Linked DNA regions of Mus musculus: all the other regions are linked to region 2. Evidence: chromatin loops called from intact Hi-C (ENCODE). Cell type or tissue: left cerebral cortex. All regions are shown on one strand. Region 1 holds the start of n-TSgct8 (a tRNA gene). Region 2 holds the start of n-TDgtc11 (a tRNA gene). Region 3 holds the start of Prss16 (protease, serine 16 (thymus)).

Region 1 (8,000 bases), 81 kb before region 2:
ACACAGAACACGTCTCATGTTTACTAATCCAGTATGTGCTGGAGTCCATAGAGCTAGTTAGCCCACGATGTGTAATCTCAGCCAGCCTTCAACTCCTCCAGGAAATTCACAGGACAAAGGTGCAGATAGAAATGCATTTCTTTTACTTTGTAGGTCTGTACAACGTGAGAAAGGAGCTCGATTCCAGGACTGACTTGGAAAGAAGATCTAAGATCAATTAGCTTTTCTAATCTCCTCCCCCCAGTTTTTCATCAAGCAGGGAATGCTCTACTTTGGGGTTCTCTGCCCCACATAGCTAGGTGTTCCCAGCACTTGTTACAGGAGAGAGGACATTGCCTGGGGGGAAAAAAAAACAAAAACAAAAACAAAAAAACAAAAAACAAAAAAACTTTGGAGACTCTAAAACACAGTTGGGTTGAGGGAGCCGAGGAAGATAAGAACAACAAATCTGGAATTCAATGTTACTTGTGCATTGCACAGAGGGGCTCATCCTCACCTTGGCACTGTTAGCAGCGATTGAGCTAACAGACCAGTGAGTAGTCTCTCATTTCTCTGTGTGGTGCACAGATCCACATGGAGACAAAACAAACACCCATACAATTTTTTTAAGTTACATTTAGCAAATTTAATGACAGGTTTTATGCACTTAAGAACAAGAATGGCCTTACTATTTCCTCAGTACACATTTGAACAGTTTTACAAAAGCTGAGGATGGTCATGCTTTAAATATTTTTAGCATGTAGAATTATACAGAATGTTCTCCTATGCAGCTACTTCAGTCTTAACAAGATTTCAGCACTCTTTCTTTCTCCTGTTCAGGAATTGGAGCATGAGGCAAAGGTGTGATTGGAAAGACCGTTTTTTGAGGGGTTGTTGGTTAGCATTCATGACCTAATTCATTCACCAACTCCAATAAGCTGTATCAGGAGGAAGAGTCAGATTGTTAAATCGCTCAACTTTTTGTTGCCCCATGCCACCTCTGCTTGATCTTTGCTTCGTCCTGTTGTAAGGATCCAGAAGGTGAAATACAAAGAAAGACTGAGTTTCTTATTTAAAGAGTGCCACAGCCTCTGCCTGGCTCTTCCCAGACTTTGGCTCACCAGAACAGGAGCTAATGGGAGGCACTGCCTGCAGTTCGGCTCTTTCAGAGGTTGTCATTGGGAGCTGGGCTGGGGGTTGGAAGTCCAATCCTGGTTTGGCTGGCAGAGCACAGGCTGCCGCCCCCCCACCCCCCAGTACCACTACCAAGGCAGATCTAATGTCTGCACTTCCCAGTGAGAACCACAATCTCCTAACTAGAAAAATGTTGAAGACACCCATAGATCCACATTGTTTCCTTTTCCCTTTTTATTTTCTTCTTTTATTTTAAACTAAAACCATCTACAGGTATAAAAATCCTCTCCCCATCAGAGAGAGGCAATTTGAAAATTCAAGATGTCTTAAATTGCCTTTGATGCCTCCTAAGTCTCTTTCCAGTTAAGCAACGACCATGTTTGTCACAGGGTTGGGAGAGGAGCCCTACCTGGAGGGTCCGTTTTACAGTAACTGAATTCTCATCAGTATCCATTAAAGCAAGAGGTAATTTGAATAAAGATGTTCTTCTGGCTGGGTTAAAAAGATAACTGAGGCAGTCAGGAATTAACCTAGAACCTTCTGATCTAGTCAGACACGGTTCCATTGAGCCATTGGCCCTTGTCTCAGGTCTCACTACTGTGGTATGTTAAAATAAGGCTTTAGAATTACTGCCCCCTTTAACGCTACTAGGCAACCATTCATTCTGACCTTCCCCTCTCTACTCCTAGACCCTACCCTGCCTGGCAGACACTCCCCAAACTTCTATTTTTTTTTTTTTTTTTTTTTTACCCTCAAGCACTGCTTGTCATAGAATGCACCTGTTACTGGAGAGTTCCTAGCGTCAGAGCCTGGGTCCTTGAAGCCCTAACAAGTCAACCTATTTCAATTAACAACAGTAGTGAAGAGTTTAGAAAGGAGACTTATTCAACTTGACCACTTGTTATAATAGCAACAAGGCTCAGTGGTCTGCCCCTCCTCTTCCACCCTCGCATCCATATTGCAGGTCCTCACATGAGGTTCAGCCACTTACTTATATTAATTTCATTCATTTATTTACTAGTGTTTGGGCTGGGGGTTCGAGGACAACTTTCATCAGTCAGTCTCCCTTCTTCCTGTGGGACCCCACAAGCACCTTTACCCCTGAGCCAGACACCCAGCTTTAAATAAAACAATAAAGTATGCACAATTCACAACTAAGTAGTCCTTGTTAAGGAGTGTTCTTACCCAACACCATCTCAGAACTGTGAAAACTCTGGAAAGATAAACTCCCTTTCTGGCTGGTTGGGACCAAGACCCCATCATTTTTTTTCTCCTCCCAGATAACAATTACAAAGCACCGCTTCAATGGTCTGATAGCCAAGGAGAAAGGCTGCTTTTGTTTGTTCAATTTGAGACTCAATGTGTATCGTTCAACTGACCTTAAACTCGGGTTTCACCTCCTCAGTGATGAGATTATAGATGCTTACCTTAACTTGCTGAGCCATCTCCCAGCCCCTGTGTTCCTAGTTTCACACAGAACCAGGCAGCCCCCCCCCCCCCCCGTCAGTTATTGGCTCGGGCAAATGGTCCTCCAAATATAGGATCTGTGTGATTTTACTGAATAGGGTTTAAAATCACAGTATTGCTCTCAGAAAGGAATCTGGGAGTGTTTGCACTTTACCTGTGATACCCAGTGTGGTGCTCTCCTAGAATTTTTCCTGTGTAGCGCTTAACATCGGTTTTGGCTTCCAGGCGGATTCTCTCTAAGGAGAACCGAGCCCCAACCATTTAGGGAGCGTCTTTGAACTCCGACGAACATAACAATTGCTCACGATTCTTTATTAAAATCGTGTTTCAATTATTGCGCTTAGGCCGTTTAATACTAACGGGAGCAAGCAAGCGGAGGCAGGGTTTACCCTGAAACCCATCTCTGTAACGTGTGATGGAGTCAAAGTAAGCTTGTGAGAAGAAGGGATTCTTGAGTGGTCGGGGGTCATCTCAGGTTCAATTCCCTGGCGCAGGGCCCTCCCCGCTCTGCTTGCTCGTAAGCCTCAATCACAAGGCTGCATAGATCCCTCTTAAGTTTGGCAATCTGCACGTTTATTTCAGTGTTTGTAAATACCAATGTCTCGGCCCATCACTGTGAACTTGGCAAAAATAGTTTCCCCCATAATGTGTCAGATCTATCCACAAAACTGAGATGGACCTTAGGCTTCATACGCACCTTCCCCGCCTGTGATAGAGAGACTCATGCCCATTTCGCCCGGTGGCTGAGTGAGGTGTGAGTGAGTGTGTGAGGTGTGAGTAAGTGTGTGAGGTGTGAGTGAGGGTGGTGAGGCAACCACGGAGGACATCCCGAAACTCAATACCCCCAGAGGATCTCCGTCTTGTTCAACAACTTCACCTGTTTTCCCGACGCTGATTCCCGAACCACTTGGTGGGAAGCCTTGGGCGTAGGTGGACGTTGGGGAGGGCTCCTGGTCCTTTTATGATCTCTGTTCAAATAAGGAGGTTTTGAGTTCAGATCATGAGATGAGAAAGAAGCTCCGTGCAGGCTGAAGTAGGAGGGTTATGGAGAGTTTGAAGTCATTCTAGGCTACAAAGGCTGAATAAGAGGATGGTAGTGGTGGCGGTGGTGATATAAACGAAGAAATCAAGTGATCTTTTCTGTTCACATAGAATCTCCGGGGGGAGGGGGGGTGAAGGGGGAGGACTTGAAAGCTACATCACAGCCTGTGTGGTTCCATGGTGTAATGGCTAGCACTCTGGACTCTGAATCCAGCGATCCGAGTTCAAATCTCGGTGGGATTTATTAGTTTTCTTATTTAAATTGATACTCCGAAATTCCTAACCATCTCACCTTAATAGAGTTAAATATCTTCATTCAACAACTAAGTGAATATTCTTATTTATAATGTGTTTCTTAGAGAGAAAAAAAAAAGAGAGAGAAGGAAACATCAAGAAGGAATTGCGGGAAAAAGCTGCAACTCTCCAGAGACATCTACTCACAATTAGGGGTGCGGGCGGGGAGAGAGAGCAGAGCAGGAAGAAGCTACTTTTGAAGACCGAGAGGAAACAGTCCCTGGCTGTCATGGAAACTGGAAATACAATTTATCTTGTTAATTTAACTTGTTAATGAGTCAGAAGAGCAATAGCTATTTTGTCCTTCCTGTGGGTTTTGTTTTGTTCTTCTCACTCTGTCCTCGAGTGACCTCAAACTTACAGCAATCCTCCTGATTCTGCTTACTGAAGACTGGGACTTCAATTTGCTTAGTTTGGGGTTTTGTTAGTTAGTTAGTTAGTTTGTTTGTTTGATTGATTGATTGGTTTACTTTTCAGATTTTTCTATGAGACGGGGTCTCATATGGCCGAAGATGGCTTGAAACTCTTAATCTTCCTGTCTCTGCCTCTTGGATGCAAGGAATTACAGATGAAGCAGGAGGACACGGTTGGCCACAGTCGCCAGTGGGTAGAGAAAGATTCAAGTTTGACCAATTTGCACGAGCATGCGTCATGTGAACAGACACAAGAAATGACATCACAAGAAAGACATCACTGTGATGTCATTGAGTGGCGGAGAGGGTGGGGAGGAGTGGGACTAAGGTGAGTGTTTCTTCTGGAGCTGTCAGCTCTGCAAAGTGCAGGCGTGAGCAAGCGCTCAAGAGTTTAGCTCCGGCTAGGAAGGCGGGAACCGAGCTCTCCTGCCGCGACCGGAGACTGCCCCCAGAGGGCCCCAGAATCACCCTCGCCTTCCATGCAACTTCTTCCTTCAAAGTTCTGGGATTTTTTTTTTTTTTTTGCTTTTGTTTGTCAGTTTCATACTTGTACACAGGGTGCTGTGGCCGTATTCGCCTCCCATTACCCTCTTTGGTCCCCTTCTACACCTGCTGATCTTCTCAACGAGTCCGGTTCTGTGTGTGCATTCGCGAGCAGGTCTCACTCAGGGAACCGTACACAAATGCTGTGTGTTCATAATTACAAGGCCACTTCAGTTTCACAGCGCCCAGCCGGTGAGAGAAAAACAAAACAAAACAAACAAACAACAAACAAAACAAAAACTCTTCGGGTAATAGCGCGTCTGCAGTCTCCAGCCGTCAGAAGCTGTTTTACAAGATTTCGCCGAGAAGGAAGGAGGCTGATTTTCTTTTAATAACATCCCTCATTCAACGACAGGGAGCGCACATATATCTTAGGAATACAGTGTCTTGTCTTTTCACTTTCATTTAGACTTGTAAGAAGTTTTAATTCTGTTTAAAATGTTGGTTATTCCTATCTTGTTTTATGTAACCGCAAATCTGCTCGCTATCATTTACTAAATTTAAGGCTTCTTCATAATAAATTCACCTCTTGTAAGATCTGGATTTCCTCATTAACCATATATGACCACTCCGTAATTTTTAGTTACATCTTTTATTATCTGCTCTCCTTAAAATACAAAGGCAATTCAAGCCAGTAGAAGCAGGTCGAAAACACAAGTTTATAATTACTGGAAGGAAATATCTTAAAAATCAGAACAGTTTATAGAAGTGTCTTCTATTGCCATAGATCATGGCAGGGTCTTTGAGCATAAAAATGCAATGAGCTTGACATAAAATTCTTAGGCAGATTTATACTACCTTGTGCAAGAGGAAAAGGGTAAGGGTTCGTGGAAAATAAATATTTATCCTCAGTTTTTTTTTGTTTGTTTGTTTGTTTGTTTGTTTTTAAGTATGAGGCCAAAACAAAGAAACAAACCTAAGATCTCAGTCGTTTGTGAGTCGAGAACTAAGTAGGACAGATAAGTAGGGCGGTAGGGGAAGGTTAGCACTCATACCATGAATCCAGTAAAGAGAGCGCGGAGTTGAAGGACAGCAGAAAGATTTTCGTTGTAGGGTGGAAAGCAAGTGTAGTACAGAGAAACGAGGAGGATTGAGGATAGAGAGGTACAGGTACTACGATGGGATCATCAAATGCGAAAGTGTCCTTTCAGAGGAAGAAAATGATTGCATGTGAGAATTCCTTAAGTAGTCTTTTAGGTTGGAAACTGGTAGCACCACACGGATTACACATTCAAAATTTAAGACGGCCATCAAAATAAGACTTAAAAATGAAGGGAAGAAAAAAATTCCCGTGGCAGAGAGGACGAGGTGGCCGAGTGGTTAAGGCGATGGACTGCTAATCCATTGTGCTCTGCACGCGTGGGTTCGAATCCCACCTTCGTCGTCTCCATATTTTAAATTACCCAAAGCAATAGTCGGTGATTCCTATGCTCCACGTTTTTCAAATTCAACTCCTTGTGTATCCATCACAGAAACCACAACACTTACCAGCTGTGGAACTTTCAACAATCACAGCACACCATTTCTCATCTGCTATGAAGGCTTTGATTTGTACCTCACTACAGCACCACTAACCTAGTGGGAGATTGTATTGTACCTTTCTCTACTTTCAGCCTCGATGTCACAGGAAAGTGCTTGGGAATCCCCTTTGTTTTGTTTCAGTACTAGATGGTAGATAAACACAAGACTTCACAGCTTCTTTAAGTTACTTAACAGGAACTTCAAGATTTATTTTCAAAATTCCATTAAAAGTTTCCTTTTAACTTTATGCTTAGAAGAAATTTCAAATTTATGGACGATGTTGTAAGAAAACCACATATACTTTTATGAGAATTTACCTACTTGTTCTTTCTCTCCCACAGGCCCTTGCTTTCTGGCTTGCTCTGCCCTTTCTTGTTCTCTCTGTTGCTTTTTGAAACACACCCAACCCTGGTGCCAAAAACAAACAAACAAACAACAAAATAGTAACACAGTAAGTTAATGCTTCACTGTCCTTTGTTCTTATGGATTTATTTTCTAAAAGTAAAGATATTTCGTTTATAACCTCAGAATATTTCTCCATTTAATAATTTTCATATATATATGTATATTTTCATATATATGTTCATGTATTTCATATATATATGAAATACATGAACACATATGCATGTATATTTATACATGTACACTTTGACATAATCATGAGCTCACAATATTTTCACTTTTTATTATTAATCATTTTATTCATTTACATTTCAAATGATATCCCCCTTCCCAGTTTCCCCTCCACAACCACCCATACTGTACCCCCTTCCCCTCCCCTTGGCCTCTATGAGGGTGCTCCTCCACCCACTCTTCCACTCCCACCTCACTGCTCTAGCATCTCCCTATGCTGGCGCATCAAGCCTCCATACATAGGGCCAAGGATCATACATCATCTCCCTCTGATGCCAGATAAGGCCATCCTCTGCTACATATGCAGCTGGAGCCATGGCTCCCTCCATGTATACTCTTTGGTTGGTGTTTTAGTCCCTACGAGCTATGGGTGCTCCAGTTAGTTGATATTGTTCTTCCTATGGGTTGCAATTCCCTTCAGCTCCTTCAGTCCTTCCCCTAGCTCTTCTATTGGGGTCCCTGGGCTCAGTCCAATTGTTGGCTCTGAGTATCTGCATCTCTATTAGCCAGGTGCTGGCAGAACCTCTCAGGAAACAGTTATATCAGGCTCCTGTCAGCAAGACCTTCTTGGCATCAGCAACAGTGTGGGGGTTGGTGTCTGCAGATAGGGTGGATCTCTAGGTGGGGCGGTCTCTGGATGTCCTTTCCTTCAGTCTCTGTTCCTTTTTTTTTTTTTTTTTTTTTTTTTTTTTTTTTTTTTGGTCTCTGTCATTCCTGTGATCCTGGGTGTGTCAGAATTCCTGGGGGTCAAGATGTCTCTGAGTGTGGGCGGGTTGGAGCACAGGTTCAGCTTCCGGGCATTGGTGCAAACCGGAAGGAACCATATTTTCAGTTCTAATCGGTTCTCACAAGGTGCTTTTGTTACTACTCATCTCTCTTCTTTAATTTTTGTTTTAAAATTTTCAGACAATATATGTTGATAGCATTGTTTCCTTTCTTCCTACCCTCATGTTGATTGTGTGTTCCTACTTCCAC
Region 2 (8,000 bases):
ACTTGTCATCTCGTGCCAGTGGCAAAAGGGTAGTGGGGCAAGTCCGCGAAACTGGAAACGTACATCCAGGCCTTGTGAGTAGTTTCGAAGCCCGGATGGGATCATTCTTCTGCTAGAACTTTCAGGTACATAGCCTCCTCGCTAAACCACGCTGCGTAGCGGACTTCAGGATGTAAACAACGCTGCGGCCAAGTGTCCTCAGTTCCCAAGTACGTACCGCAGCCTTCCTCTCGCTTTCCCAAGAAGGCCTTTGCAAACGCCTTCGCGCTTCACTTTCCAGAAGCTACCGAAATCGCTAGAAACAGCCAACTCAGCAGTTTCTTTTCCTAATTGAATTTTACTTTAAAATAGGCTTAATGCAAAAGTCATCCCCCTGCGATTTATTCGAAGCCTTAGGTCACAAGTAGCCAGAGCTCTATACAAATCCTAGGCACTTGTGAGTACTGAGCCCGAAGCAGGATAGAAGACCAAGTAAACGTTAGGGACCGGACCCCTCATCCAAGAGTCAAGAGACCCTAAGCAAAATTAACTAACATATTTACAAAACAAACAAACAAACAAACAAACCACAAACCCCACTACCCTCTAACCTAGTAAGTATCTTTTTGTCCTTTTATAATCTACCTTTGTCTTCTCAGTCTGTAATCAAAATAGTTGAAAGTCCTTAATTAAGAGTTACTATATTACAGATCCGGGAAGTAAAAAGTGAGGGAAGTGTACTACGACTGCTTCGGGACCACACAGCATTCTCTGGCTTTCTTCTAATTCTCACTCTTGCGTATTCTATTATCCACGTTCCAGTTACTTCCTAGACCTTTCCTGCCATCAGTTGGAAAGTAGAGGGAAGTCAGCAGGAGAGGTAGGCAACAGGTCCAGAAGATGAAGAAAAGAGTGGACGAAGCAGCAAGAGCCGCGGAGAGGGAAGGGTATCTTGTAGAAAAGCTCAGTCGCCTGTCGTGCGACCCCAAAGTAGAGAGACGAGATTGGACACGGATCCCGAAACTTAGTTATCTGACTTCAAATTCGGGTGCTCCACCAATTTTTATTCTAAATTAATTTGCGGGAAGAGCACGTGAACACTACAGTGATGTGCTTCCGTAGGAGCATCTCATCTCAGCCACCACCACCACCACCACCACCACCACCACCACCACCACCACCACCAAAAACTTCCAGGAGAAAAGCCTGGAGATTTCCAGAGCTGCCAGAACACAACGGAACATCACCACCAGGGCTCCGTGTACTAAACCCGAGAATCGGCCTTTTCTAAAGAACTCAGACGCAACACAAGAAAAAAAGAAAGAAAGAAAGAAAGAAAGAAAGAAAGAAAGAAAGAAAGAAAATCTCGAAGCTCCAAAACTCCAAAAAAGGGAGGACTTGGTTGGGCGCCGGCACGAGTTAAAGGACTTTGGATCTCTCTTTAGCAAAAGGAATGATCTGACTTGGAACTAAAGAGGCCAGACTAAATGAGATAAGAATTTTGTCTTTGTGTTGATTTTCTTTGTTTTACTTTGTTTTGTTTTTGTTTTATTGAGACATGGCCTCACTATTGTATAGCCCAGGATGGACTGGAACTCGAGGAAATCCTTCTGCCTCGGTTTTTAAATTGTTGAGGTTACAAACTTGTGCCATCAAATCCAGAAAGTTGAAATGAATCTCTGGTCAGACATTTCTGGTGGAATACACCCGGGACAGAAAGTTGTGTTGAGGATCGCGCATCTTGTTTGTTGCACATTTTTGTGTGAAGTATTACAGAAACAGGAAATACCGTTCATAGAAAACAGTGCATTGATACACAAGAAAGTACTGAGAAGCCTTAGGAAGGAAGAAAGTTACAGGTGGGCTCTGTGGCGCAATGGATAGCGCATTGGACTTCTAGCATGATTGAGAGATTCAAAGGTTGCGGGTTCGAGTCCCGCCAGAGTCGACGGTATTTTGCCTGTGAGAGGTGTCTGACCTTGCAATCAAAGCAATGCAGTTTTGTCTGCTTTCTGCTCCTAGCATCATCATTACTTAATTCTCCCAAACGCTGCCACTGAGTGAGCGAGAATAAGAACTCAAAAGGTCTAAAGTGTCCCTTGAAAGCTGTGAAACTTATTCTATATTATATTGTATTATATTATATACTTAGTTTTTCTCTTTTTCCTTCACCGTTTGTTTACAATGTCTGCTTTCTACCTGCTCAAATTCCAGAACGCTCTTTGCCTTAGAAAAAGTTCCTTGGCAGCACAAATGTTTCATCCTAAAAGCTTAATCAAAATTCAATATGCTTTTATGTCTGTAATAGATTGTGACTTAAAACAAGGAGCCATGGAAGTTCTCACATCACCCTAAGTGAATGATATATCTTTTTTTTTTTCATTCTAGAACACCACTTCCTTAATTCCCCGGACTGGTGCCTTGTTTGTTTAAAGTATCCTGTGCATCTTCCTAGAAATTTACATATTATATACATGTTTAATAAATATGCGACATAGATTTTAGGTAATATTTCTAGGAATATGCATTGTATAGGCATCAAATAGATATATACATAAACACATACTGTTATTTTCTGTGTTGTGATATAGTTTAATATGTGGTGGCATCTCATTCTTCATCTAAAGCGTGTAATATTCCATAGATTGGTTATACTATTCTATTAAACACCTCACATTTTGTTTTATGAACAAAATTGGAATGTATTAGGAAAAGGTTTTGAAGTAAGTTAAGCTCATTCTCTAAGAGATGTGCTCAGAATAAGGATGCTACACTCCTAAGTGTGGGCGGGGCTTGTCAAGACTGGAATCTGAGTGTCTCAAGGGTTGCTATATACTCTTGGATATCAAGGATTGCCAAAGGGGTCGCGACCCACAGAGTGAGAACGCTTGTTTAGACCGTAGTCTGTGCCATACAATAAGACCACAGCTCCACCTCAGGCATTCTGATTGTCTGAAAGGTTCCTCATTGCTGGCAATACAAAGGATGAGATCATCAGCCTTTGTAAGGTACCCATTTGTATAGTCAGGAACGGCCCTCATATAATTAATGAACAATATGGACAGGATAAATGAACAGTAATAGATGTAGAAACAACCTGAATAATACCAGAAGATACAGTTACAAGATCAAAATGCACTGTGTGCTGAAGAAAAACTTGAAATCGGAACATAAGAACAGCTAGACCCCCTAAGTTCTCTCACTCCTAAGAGACTAAGACGAAGAGTCTTGCAGCTTAATGTGGCAAAAGAGCACACGGAAAGTTAAGTTGAGCAAGACTGAAACAGTTGGAAGATACAAATGTGCAATGCGGACAGGAGAACTTAACATTCGAATTATACAATGAGGAAGGCTCTTCTCCCTCAGCTACCTCAGATATCTGTCACGTTCTCAAGAAACAAACTCCTGAGATTATGATTGGTCCACAATAAAGATGTAACAGCCTCAGAGGAGAAAGCTGCCAGCACTCAAGGCTGTTGGAGATAAGCAACTCAAGATTTATTTTTCTGTGCTGGGGTTAGAACCCAGAGCCTCCAGTATTCTGGGCGGGGGCTCTGCCCTTAAGTTACACCCTAAACCCAGAGTTTATCATAATCTAAAAGAAGTTTAGCACAGTCTTCACCAAAACAGCACAACGACAGAAGAAAATAAATGAGACTTAAGAAGGACAGACAGAGGGGTGGAACAGTCTATAAATAAGAGAGCGAAAACCCACAAAATAGCGGGGCACCCCCACATATCAGCCAGCGTTGCCTAAAATCAAATGGAAGTCAATTGAAAGAATGCAACACACACACACACACACACACACACACACCCGGACAAGAAGGAACTCAGAACTGATGAATTATGTGATTGAATCGATCATGTGCAAAACTGTAACAAATGGCCAGAAGGAATAATCAGAACTAAACACTAAGAAACCAAAGCATATTAAAGACATTTCCAGCTGTATAGATAGCTGAGGCAAAAGGGTTAGCTTGAGTTCAAGGGCACAAGACAGAAAAACAACGGGTCAAAATATCGTGTTAAAAAAAAAAAAAAAAGCTAGATGGCTCAAAGTCAGAAAACGGAATTAAAGAAAGTCTTTCCTAGCTGATACAATCAGCAAAACAGAGATTTCATTACGAAAGGTGCAAGATGATAATAATAATAAAAAGCAACTGTGTCAGAAGTGGGATTCGAACCCACGCCTCCACACGGAGACCAGAACCCTCAGTAGAGGAAGCGAACGCTTGAGTCTGGCGCCTTAGACCACTCGGCCATCCTGACACACGCTCTAGCCTGTCGGAATAATCGATTGTTAAGAAAATGAGCCAGATCCTAGTTGTACCCAGGGTACTGGAATGGAAGGTTTGAACCTACTGAAAATAAGAAGTGAAACTGTGGGGAGAGAGTGGTAGGAGGAGGGGAAAGTAGGGAAGTGACACACACTTGGACAGCCCTTCCCTGGGAGGCTGTGGTTTGCAGTTAGGATATCCTGGATCCGAGTGCCGGAGTCGGTGCTATGATGTGAAATTTCTTGAATCCGAGGCAAGAGTTCTAAGAACCCAGTAGCACTTCGGCCAATCCGGTAGCGCTCTCTCTTTCTGGCAATGAAATTCGCAGCTTTATTGCCCCTTCTCGTTGGCATTTTCCACCCTGATCCTGATACTCTTGTCACTTCTCTTCTACAGATTTTGATATCCCTAACTTTATTTGACGATCTGGGAAAGGGGATGTGAACTGAAGGCCTGTGATATCTGACATGGATGAACGGAATGAACTGAGTAAGGCGTGATCATTCCTAGTAACAGTGTCTGTTCCAGTCTCTCTTCTGTCCCCTGTCTTCTTCCTACCCTCGCCCCATTTGTTTCCTCTTCCCACTCCGGTATCTCGCTGAGACCTTTGATCCAGTGTTTCTGCTTGCTTTTCACAGGGGAGGCCTTCTAGCATTGTAGAAACTCACTGTAAATCAGCTACTGCGCTGCTTGCTACAGACGTCTCTGAGTGGACAGAGGTCAAAGGAGAGTCCGTTGTTGCCCTTTCCTTCTGTGTAACTTCCTGATCTAACCCGAACTTAACTACCATTACAGCATAGTGTAGATTAGTAGCAAGGATGAATTAAAGTCCGAGCAAGCAGGATGTGATTCACACTCTACGTCAGAACATTGTAATACTCTAGGTAGGGGGTGGTGAGAGTAGTGACAGAGCAGCACTGGTGTGAGGGACACCAGAGGGAAAAGGGAGCCATCAGCTTAATCTGTAATATGATTGATAATAATGAACAGCAAAGGATGTAATCCACATGCAGATATTTAGTATCATTATTTACACACAGCAAACTTGGTTCTACCCCAGACTAGGGCCGTCCTATGATATTGGATCACAGTTTGTCACCTAATGCGTTCACAACAGCACAAGACAAATGTTTAGAAATAGGAAATCTTATTTGGAATCCTCATCAATGAAACAACGTTTGGAGTATGTTTTTGAGGTAGCATTTCCTCCCCCAGCATGGGAGGCAGGCTTTCTTAGAAGATATTTCAAAATTATCTCTTTTTGAAGTTTGCACACACATGTGGGTGTTGGAGGATAGCCGTGGGAACTGGTTTTTCTCTTCCTTCACTTAGGTTCCAGAGATGGAACTCGTGTTCCCGAGCTTAGTGGTAAGCACCTTTACAAACTATTAAGCCATCTTGAAAGTCCTGAAAAAACCTTTGACAAGGCCTAACTACTGTATCATAGAAGTTCAGAACGGTTCGAACAGAACTATCAAACATCAAGTTATATCTAGAATCTTTTAAAGAAGTGGTTCTCAACCTGTGGGTCTCAACCCCTTAGGGTTGAAACACTCTTTCACATGGGTCAAATATCAAATATCCTGCATATCAGATAGTTACATTATGATTCATAACTGTAGCAAAGTTAGAATGATAGTAGCAATGAAATAATAATTTTATGGTTGGGGGTTACCACAACAAGAACTGCATTATAAGGTGGTAGAATTAGGAAGGTTGAGAACCAGTGATTTAAAGGCTATTTATTGTTCCTTTAAGTAAGAATATCTATAGTCTGTTATAAGACTTGTCTACACTTATGGGGGAGGTGAATGGATCATATTTCTAAATCAGCCAATCAAATGAACCCCTGGAAAATAGAACCAGGCTCTTCCCATCTTTTCTGATGTCACCTTTGCCTATGACTTTTGATACTACAGGTATTTAAACTATGGTTCATGAATGAATGATTATTGAAGGACCGGAAAAAAAACTAGCTTAGGTTAACTAGTCCATCCAGTTCTTAATAAGTTAGAGAGTGAGTCTAAATGAAATAAACAAATTAAAAACAAAAAACCAAAGCTCTAAAAAAAACCATGGCTTTGGTGTCTGTAAGTGCAAGAAAAACACCTAGAATGATGGCAGCTTCCTCTTTTCCCATCCTTTGATTCTCTTGAGGATTATCCCCAGTTGCTCCAACATTTCTAAGCACAATCTCTTCCTCCTTGTTCTACCTACAAGCTGGCAAGGCAGCCCGATCTCCAGGGGTCTCTGATGACCTCGCTTCTGCAATCATTAATTCTTGGGATAATCTCTATCCTTCAGTCACAAAAATTATTTTTCTTGACCATTTAATGTAAGTATAGTGTGGAGGTGTTGAGATAAAACAGGTAGCCAAGCCAGACTTTTGTAAGACCCTTGGTAGTACCCAAAGCCAAGGAGTCTTTCAGCTCTTCCCAGAAACTTAAATTACTTACGGAATTAAATTGTTTCTCAGATGAACAGAAGCATGCTTCGAAAACCTGGGAACTGGCAGGGTGTTGAGTTTTTATTCCAAGGGTCCAGGCTTTGAGTTCCTGTTCAAGCAACAAAAATCAATTTTGACTTTGGCGAATTTAATCAGAATAAATTAATTATCATTATAGAAATCAAAACCCGGTCTACCTTTACTCAGTTATATCTTCCACCTTGAATGATTTGTGGGCTCTCGGAAGTTTACAATTGTGGTCATAAAAAGGAAAAACAAACAAACAATTGAATTATTCAGCATTCAAGTTGAATTATTCAGCATTATGGTTGTTTTATGCGCCTTTGTTTAGTATAGGAGAGTTTCTTACGCTAGAAGCAGGATCAGTTTGGTCCTGTTCACAAAAAAAAAAAAACAAAACTTTTGTCTTTTGATTTCAGAATTCTTCATGTATCATACAACCACCCTGCAAAGAACTGTTGATGGTCTAAAATCCTAACAAGTTTTATGATTCTGTTAGAGCATACACAAGGTCTGAACAAATTCAATCCAGACACAATCCCAGGATGAAGTGAACACAAAGTCCCAACCCTAACCCTGAGGCTATTTGCAATTGGTACCTCCTATTGAGAAGGAAAATCAACTACATTTTAGGCCGTGCCTCATGTTCAGGCATAGTTGTTAACCAACACAAAATGAACTCTCTTTGTGCTTTTTTTATTGTTATGGGAGAGTATATGGTCTCATAGGAAATACTGCTATTTCCAACTCTCTCTCAAATTGGGAATCCTGGGGAGGGTACTGAAATAGATGAACCCTGCTGAGATGCACATTCCTCTCAGAAAGGCCATACGGGCTGTCCTAATCAGACTGTGTGTTGTGATCTGATTTAAAACAATTGCAAAAATCGCAGCCTCAGATATAGCTCATTTGGTGACCACCAGACGGACCTGACCTTTTGTGTCCCAAAATAGAAACAAAAAGCCACATGTGTCCAGACTCCCCGTCGGGGAATCGAACCCCGGTCTCCCGCGTGACAGGCGGGGATACTCACCACTATACTAACGAGGAGAACGAGAACGTATACAATAATGTTAAGGGAAGTTCAAACGAAGGGATGTTTTCTTCCTCTTTTGCTTCTTTTTCTTTTCTTTTATCTTTCTCTTCGTCTTCTCCCTTCTTCTTTTCTCCCTCCTCACCGACGACCTCTAAGCAATCACAAAGCTCTTCCTCTGCCAAGAACAGCTAAGACACGAGCCTTTGTTTCAAATAACAGCAAAGAATAAAAGATAAAG
Region 3 (8,000 bases), 92 kb before region 2:
CCTGTATCCCATGCTGCCTCCAACTTGCTATGTGTAACTGAAATTGACTTAACTTCTGTTCCTCACCTCACCTCCTGAGTGATGTGACTACAGATGTTCCAGTCTTGCATTAGCACACCTGGCTACTTCAGTGCTAGAGATAAAATCCAGGGTGCCATACATACTAGGCACGCATTCTACCAACAGAACCACATCCCAGATCATTGTGCCTCTGAAAAAAACGATAACCATCTTAGAGCTTTCTGAGCATTAAAGATTAAGGGGGCAAGTCCTGTGGATTTATGAAGAAATAGCAACTCACGGAGAGGACAAACAGGGGTAAGAATTCTGAGGCAGCATAAACCCACTGTGTTCATACACTGTACAGAGTTTTAAGGAAAGAGTGATAGGGCTGTAGGTCAGAGAGAGTGGTGAACATGATATGGGAAACCTAGAAACAGTTAAGGTAAAAACTTGGGATCAAAGAACAAAAGGGAAACTGATTCTTTGGACAACCAAGGATGTGCTAAAAGGCAGAGAGGAAGGACTAATAAAGAGTAAAGGGAAACTGGGCGTGCAAGAAGAGGTACTAAGGAAAACGGGAAGAAACCGGAGGAGGGTAAAGTATAAATGGGGAATGGGAAATCAGAGGGGAAAAGGCTGATTGTGGCAAGGAGGAAGGAAGAACCAGAAGAGGAGATGCGGGGGGGGGGGGCGAGGGAGCTAGGGGCAAAGAGTATTGCCATGTCATCCAGCCTCTACAGACTCTGGCGTCTGGCTATGCGTTAGCAGTTACTACTGACGCTGAACCTGCCAGGAGAGGCATCCCAAATGAAACAGGAGCTCCTCGTGAAATACAAAGCCCAGCCCTGAGGACATATTATAGGTTCTCAGTGATGGACAAAAGAGCAGAGTGCCTGGAACACTTCCTAACACAGAATACTGGGGAGAATGGCAGTCAAGGCTCCATGGTTGGGATTCTTGCTTCTGGTTTCCCTCTGGGGACTGTCAACTCCAGGTAAGATGAGGTTGAGGGTCAAGTATGGAGACTTACAGAGTCCAGCCTAACACCGATGCCTTCCTGTTTCACAGCCTTGCTTCTCAGGCGCCTGAGGGAACACATTCAGAAGTTTCAGGAGAGCTCTAGCCTACACCCAGGCTTTGGACTAGGCCATGGTCCTGGGGCTGTCCCCAAACAAGGGTGGTTAGAACAGCCACTGGATCCCTTCAATGCATCTGACAGACGAACCTTCCTGCAGGTGAGGCGAGTAGAGGGGGCCAATGTCCGCTGCACTGTCTTGTCAGTCTGTAACCCCAGCTCCAACCCCAGTTCCTTGCTTTCTACCCTGCCCTGCACACCTGTAATCCTAGAGCTTGAGAGGTGAAGACAGGAGAATTGGGTGTCAAGGCCATCCTGGGCTGCATAGTGAGTTTGACGCCAGTGTGGGTGACATAAGACTGTCTCCAGGGTGGAAAAAAACCCAGCCAGTTTTAACATGTAGCAGAACTCCAAAACAGCCTTGAAACCAGTAGTGACAACGGGTGTTCAAAAATCACAAGAAGCAATAAACAAATGTACCGCTCTTCATTGCCCTCTCTGTATATAACCTCCAACAGTCGCCACACTGTTCCTGAATCAAGCTGCTCACTACTTACTTTATAAGGACTGCTTCACAAAATAGCAGAGGCCTCCCATGTACCAGCAAACTCCCTCTGTCCTGAGGATTTAAAAATAAAAACATCTACTATTTTTTAAGGAAAAATACTTTATTACACACACTACAAAACACAGCAAGCTGGGCAGTGCATTCCAGGGCCTCTAATGTCTACCTTTATAGTTATGTGCTCTAGACAAGCCCAGCTAGGACGCCACTAAGTAGATGGGGGAAATCTTGGAGAAAAGGCTGGAGTGAGGAGGAAGAGAGTCAGGATGTTCACTGACATTTCTTTTTCCTCATCTCCACACCTAGCGGTACTGGGTGAATGATCAACACAGAACTGGCCAAGATGTACCAGTATTTCTGCACATAGGAGGCGAGGGCAGCCTTGGGCCTGGCTCAGTGATGGCAGGTAAGACGCGAGCAAGGTGTGGACCAGGAAGGGAACGGCAGATGACAATAGTGAGACCTGAGAAGCTCCGTAGCTCATTTTCAACTCACATCCACCTCTCTACCATGCGCTCTCCACAGGGCATCCTGCGGCACTGGCCCCTGCCTGGGGGGCCCTGGTGATAAGCCTAGAACACAGATTCTATGGTTTGAGTATGCCTGCTGGGGGCCTGGATCTGGCCCTGCTTCGCTACTTGTCCAGCCGCCATGCGTGAGTGGGGAAGGAAGGTGTTTGGACAGGAATGTTCTGTTAGTATCCACCGCTGTGTCTTAATCTTTCTCTGTGTTCTTAATCTTTCTCTTGTCATCTCTAACTCTTTCTCTCCCTGTTTTTATCTTTCTCTCACCCTCCATTCTCGTCTTTCTATCCAAAGAATGCTAAAGCGCTCACTGTGGGCTACTATTCCAAACCACCAGAATCTCTTAGCGGCATTATCGCCATATCCTCTGTGACTGCCCTTGACTTCCACGTAGAGAACAGGAATCCTGTCTCAGCATAAATTATTAGATCAGGACTCTCCAAGCTCATTCCTTACATCTGCCGATGCTCAGAAGAAAGTCTTTATAGGAGCCACAGGGTTTCCAGTTAATTCACACTCACACAGTGTAGCTCAGCTACTCCAGTTCTTGCTGACAGTCTTCAAGCTTTGGAGTGCTTCCGTCTTCAAGGAGTGGCCTTCTCCCAGACACTTGTCTCTCTCCTTCTGTGTACCTCACTTTTGTTGCTCATCCCCATCACCTCTTTCCCCAACTTCTCACCTGCTTTAGTGTTCTCCACGAGCCTTATCTCTTCCTTTTCACCTAGGCACCTCTCTTCCTCTATCGGTCTCCCTCCTATCGATCTTGTTTCCATCTCTTTGTGTCTCTCCATCTCAGTGTTCTCAGTAAGCTCTACTGGCTTCGAATGGCAGCTACTCACCGACTGAAAACCACCTCAAAAAAGACGAGGAAGAGAAAGGATGTTATATCCCGGTATCTTTCTCCTTTCTTTTTGAGTTTCTCCCAGTCCTCAGTTCCATAGCCCATCCTGCCTAGAGCCCTTCTTCTTCTGGGGCGCCCTCCTCGACTGCCTCTGGCGTCCCTCTATTTTTTGTTTAAGTTTTTAACCTAAGGCGCTAGGAAACTTTTCCGTTCTCACCTGAAATGGGTGGGCCTTCTCCCTTGGCCTAGGCAGAGAGAGTTACCGGAAGGAACCTTGGGCCCAGCTTAGGTTTTGGTATCATTCTACACAGTGGCCCCCAGGAGTGTAAGGTTCGACTTTGGCTCCTTTGCAGGTTGGCTGACGTGGCTTCCGCTCGCCAGGCGCTCTCCGGCCTCCTCAATGTGTCTTCTTCCAGCCCTTGGATCTGCTTCGGAGGCTCCTACGCTGGCTCGCTGGCGACCTGGGCCCGGCTGAAGGTCCTCAGAATTCCTCGGGTGGGCGGGTTTGGGGAAGTCGGCCTGCAGGGTCCCGACCAGAGGTAGCGCGAGTGTACTACCACGCTCCTCCCTAGCCATGCACATCACTGGGGCCGGAGAGCGACACCGAGCGCAAGCACCGCTTCTTGTACTAGGCTGACGCTCCTCCTTTCGTAGTTCCCCCACCTAGTCTTTGCCGCCGTCGCCTCCTCAGCACCGCTGAGCGCTGTAGTGGACTTCTCCGCCTATAACCAGGTAAGAGCTCAGTGGCAGCGGGGAGGAGGCAGGGGTGGGGACGGGGTCTCCCCCAAACCTGCAGTTTCCGGACGTCCTTCCCGCGTGCCGCAGGTGGTGGCCAGAAGCCTGACACAAGTCGCCATAGGAGGATCATTGGAGGTAGGCGGGTTGTAGAGTGTGGAGGAAGGCGAGGGAACCAAAAGAGTTCGGGAAAATCAGGGCAGAATGGGGACCAGCCTTAGGACAGCCAGGTTGCACAAGACCTTAGCCCAGGGACGCAGTCTGGTTTTGCAAGCTGCTGGAACTGAAAACTGAGGAAGCTTCTAGAGAGGAGGGACCCTGTCGGGATGAGTGGGGATCCAAATCAGAGGGGAAGGGAGGGCTGGGCTAAAGAGAAACCAGTAGAGGGCGGTTCGAGGAGGGGCGTGGTGGGTTAGGGGTGGAGTCATCGAGGGCGGAGCTCTAGTGAACTCTGTCTACCTGAGTCAAAGTCAGAAGCTAAGGAGGATGCGGGACACTGGGAGGGAAAATTTAGAGGACAGGGAGTGAGGTTGGGAACCTCCCCAAGAAGATGCAGTTCCAAAGAAGGAAAATCAAGATCCCCCCGCGAAAGTCGCTTCTCGCTTTCCGAAGTGTCTGGCGGCGGCCTCCACCGCCTTCACGGAGGTGGAGCGGCTGCTGCGCGCAGGCCCGGCGGCTCAGGCTGTGCTGAGGGAGGAACTGGGCGCCTGCGGGTCCCTGGACCTTACGGAAGACCAGGCGGAGCTGCTGGGAGCGTTGCAGGCGCTGGTGGGCGGCACCGTGCAGTACGACGGGCAGGCGGGAGCGCCGCTAAGCGTGCGCCAGCTCTGCGGTCTCCTGCTCGGGAAGTGGGGAAACCGCAGCCGCTCCACGCCCTACTTGGGGCTTCGCCGGGCTGTACAGGTAAGCCACCCGGACGCGCTTGTAAGCCAGAGACTAATGGGCCAAAGCTGAGCGTCCACCTTCACCGAGTTCAGACGACCGAAATCCTCCTCTTCGCCTCAGATTCCTTATCTGTAATAATAAGGCTTGCATGTCTCATCCAGCTGATAGTAAAATTACCTTATTAAGTAACCAAGAGCTAAACACACAGTATACAAATGTAGAGACCACAAGATTACTATCTCTTCTATCTTGTTATGTGGTCTTGGCAGCAGCAGTGTCTGGCAAACAGCTAGTGCACAACAGTATTTATGACTGAAGTGTTAGGGAGTTCTGAGATTAGACTTAAGGAGTGCCCCCCCCACACACACACTCACACCCGTTCTACAGTTAAAATTTCGCCATCACTTTTCCTGCTCTAATTCTGGACAAGGTTCTTTAAGAACATGTCGCAAAATTTATTTCATTAGTTTCTCAGGTGAAAGCCACTATTAATACCCCACTTACAGAAGAGTGAACAGGTAGAACGGTTGCCTCTTGCCTGGGATCTCACAGATGATAAAACCTAGGACATGGGTTACAAGGACCCCCTCTGGTGGATGTCCACTGACTACTAACACCCAGAAAACCCTCAAGAACTTACCCTTCTCCTCATGCTTTACCTGTAGTCCTACTATATGCCGGTGGCCCTGGCTTACTAGGAGAAGAGGGAACATGCAGCTATATATAAATGGGTGAACCTATACGTTCATGTATGTATTCTCCTCTAGATAGTCTTGCGCAGCATGGGACAGAAGTGTTTAAGCTTTTCCCGGGCAGAGACAGTGGCACAGCTGAGCAACACCGAACCGCAAGTGTCTGGTGTGGGGGACCGGCAGTGGTTGTACCAGACATGCACTGAGTTTGGCTTCTGTAAGTGACCCACCTAACTCCCAAACCGAAGCATCTTAAAGATGGTCTGAACTCATGGTCACAACTAGCTGACCTTCTGTAACTGCAAAAGTGTCTGACTGGAGCAAGTAAACAGCCACCTCCTATGCTACTCTCAACATAAAATGGACCCTCCTTCCTTGTGCTTCCTGTATTCTATCTTAGAATATCACTAGCCTTTCTCACTGGGCTAGAGATTGTGCCTTGTGCCTCTTTCCCGTTGTCTGGATGTCCTGTCAAGCACCGAGTCTTACACACTTGCAACTTGAACAAGTTTTCAATCTTCCCATTCTCTACTTCTTACTCTGTGGTCCTGACAGAGGTGCCACACACTGCTGCTGGAACCCAGACTTCTTCGGTCTCAAAGCTTGTACTTCACCTGTGCAGTCTGACTTCTACACCATGGCCAGAGAAATCTCCCTAAATATGGGATTGCATTTCAGTGACTCAATGTTGTAGTTGCCGGGCAAAAAATACAGGATGTAGTTTCTAAACTACAGAAAAGAAACAAAAATGATGCAGATTAAAAACTCATGCATCACATGTACAAAAGTAGTGGGGAGTTTGTGTATCTAAATATAGGTATCCTGTATCATTTGTCAAATTTGGTCATTCCATCCCAGAGGAGCTAAGCCTTTGTTCTCTTTTTGGGGACAGAGTCTTACCAGGTAGCCCAGGTTTACCTTCAACTCACAGCAGTCCTCCTGCTTCAGCCTCAGAGTGCTGACATGACAGGCATATGCTACCACACCCAGATCAGAGTTGAATTCTACATTCTTCCTACACTTTCTGAAGACAAGTGAGGGTAGTGGCATGAAATAAAATGTCCAAATTCCATTTTCTGTCTGTGTGCTTTTGGACAAACTTGGGCAAGTGCCTAACTGTTATTAGCCAGGTTCCACATCTCTAAACTGAGAATAATAACAGTACTTTTCTTACTGCTGTTATAACACAGCTTTGCATATTTTGGGCTGCCCAATGCACCAGCCCCCTACAGCTTAGGAATTTGGCACATCCTGTTCAATGTACCAGAGTGATCCATTTCCCGTTTTGTAGGGTTTGCTCATCTTCCTGTCTCACCTCAAGATACCCTTCCCTCAATATCTTGCATCATCTCTATAGATTAAAAAAAAAAGTCCCACTTCTGTTATTCTGTGTTCTTTAGTACATTCTAATCTGCTAGCATTCCATGTCCCCTTCTGAGTGCTATAACAGCAGAACATGGAACTATATTGGTTGCCACTTTCTGCCCAGTATTGCCCAAGAGATGTCTGAGTGCATTGTAGGTGCTCAGCAAATGTGAAGGAAGGAACTCATGTGAGGTCAAGGAAGTATGATTTACCCAGAACACTGTGAGATATGGGTTTTTAAGCAGCGTGGACATGATCCAATTTGAGAAGCAGTCATTCCAGATTCTCCCTCCCCTCTAATCCTTTGCATGTTCACTTTTCTCTCTTCCGGGTTGGTTATTTCTTCTTTTTGTTTGACTTACCCATCCTAACTCAAGGCCTTCTTCTTGCAGAATGCCCTCCCTGGGCCCATGTGTTCTCTCTAAGAGCCCTACCTCCTGTCCTTTTCTGTCACAGCCCTGTCACTTGGGAATGTAATGATCTGGGATGTGGGTCTGTTGGGCAGAACTGTGAACTCACGAGGTCACTACTGTGGGTGTTCTAAAAATTACTATTGGAGAAGAGCAGGAGGCTGTCTATATGTATTCTTTACACTTCAAAATATTCTCATTCCACAGATGTCACCTGTGAGGGTCTTCAGTGTCCTTTTTCCCAGCTCCCAGCACTGCCCTTCCAGCTAGAGCTGTGTGAACAAGTGTTTGGCCTCTCACCTGCATCTGTTGCCCAGGCTGTGGCCCAGACAAACTCCTATTATGGTGGTCAGAGCCCTGGAGCCACCCAAGTACTGTTTGTTAATGGTGAGTGTACCACCAGGGCCTGGCTCTACAACATTGTAGTCTCAGTGCAGTGCCATCCTCTCCTTTCTTTCCAGGAGACACAGATCCTTGGCATGTATTGAGCGTAACACAGGACTTAGGACTGTCTGAGCCAGCCCTTCTAATTCCTAGTGCTTCCCACTGCTTCGATATGGCACCTATGAGGCCTTCAGACTCTCCCAGCCTCCGCCTGGGACGTCAGGTAAGAGAAAAGATCCTGAATGTTTTATATTCTCACTCACATACTTATTTGTATAACTCATCTTTTACTGGTGCTGAGTTCTGACTCCAGAATGTTCTCCATCTCTTCTTCACAGAAAATCTCCCAGCAATTACAGGATTGGCTCAAAGATATAAAGAAGAGCCAGAGTTGATGTGGGATCAAAACCCAGCCCTTTGACAGTCCCATCACAGGAACTGCATCCTGGCATTTTTCTTCACTGTAGAAGAGAAAACAGCTGTTTGGAAGGAGGAAGTTCCTAGACGTGGGACTCAGTGCC

The links. A loop is a pair of places that touch in the nucleus more often than their neighbours do. Peaks named below come from ENCODE experiments on the same cell type or tissue, not always from the same donor. Only the 100,000 strongest peaks of a DNase experiment are listed, where the experiment ranks them.
Region 1: it touches region 2 in a loop (1.9-fold over the local background); 3 of 42 quality-filtered maps call a loop at or near these places.
Region 3: it touches region 2 in a loop (1.9-fold over the local background); 3 of 42 quality-filtered maps call a loop at or near these places.

What each region holds. Positions count from the first base shown.
Region 1 is chr13:21,992,445-22,000,444 of GRCm38, reverse strand. n-TSgct8 (a tRNA gene) reads left to right here and starts at 6,174; the gene lies at 6,174-6,255. It overlaps n-TQctg1 (a tRNA gene), which reads left to right and starts at 3,793; the gene lies at 3,793-3,864. In left cerebral cortex, a CTCF peak has its summit at 4,794 (motif pointing right); a DNase peak (open chromatin) is centred at 6,217; H3K4me3 peaks cover 1,437 bases.
Region 2 is chr13:21,911,089-21,919,088 of GRCm38, reverse strand. Gm40831 (a long non-coding RNA gene) reads right to left here. Exons shown (of 3, transcript XR_873164.3): 1 at 7,760-8,000; 2 at 6,903-6,944; 3 at 6,731-6,814. It overlaps n-TDgtc11 (a tRNA gene), which reads right to left and starts at 7,776; the gene lies at 7,705-7,776. It overlaps n-TLcaa2 (a tRNA gene), which reads right to left and starts at 4,251; the gene lies at 4,146-4,251. It overlaps n-TRtct3 (a tRNA gene), which reads left to right and starts at 1,842; the gene lies at 1,842-1,927. In left cerebral cortex, no CTCF peak of the experiment used is centred here; DNase peaks (open chromatin) are centred at 143, 1,823, 4,270 and 7,741; H3K4me3 peaks cover 1,217 bases.
Region 3 is chr13:22,002,628-22,010,627 of GRCm38, reverse strand. Prss16 (protease, serine 16 (thymus)) reads left to right here and starts at 887. Exons shown (of 12, transcript NM_019429.2): 1 at 887-997; 2 at 1,072-1,238; 3 at 1,950-2,049; 4 at 2,169-2,298; 5 at 3,362-3,485; 6 at 3,663-3,740; 7 at 3,834-3,881; 8 at 4,356-4,646; 9 at 5,396-5,537; 10 at 7,303-7,482; 11 at 7,557-7,702; 12 at 7,818-8,000. The coding sequence starts at 931. The coding sequence ends at 7,874. In left cerebral cortex, no CTCF peak of the experiment used is centred here; DNase peaks (open chromatin) are centred at 4,208 and 4,430; H3K4me3 peaks cover 1,497 bases.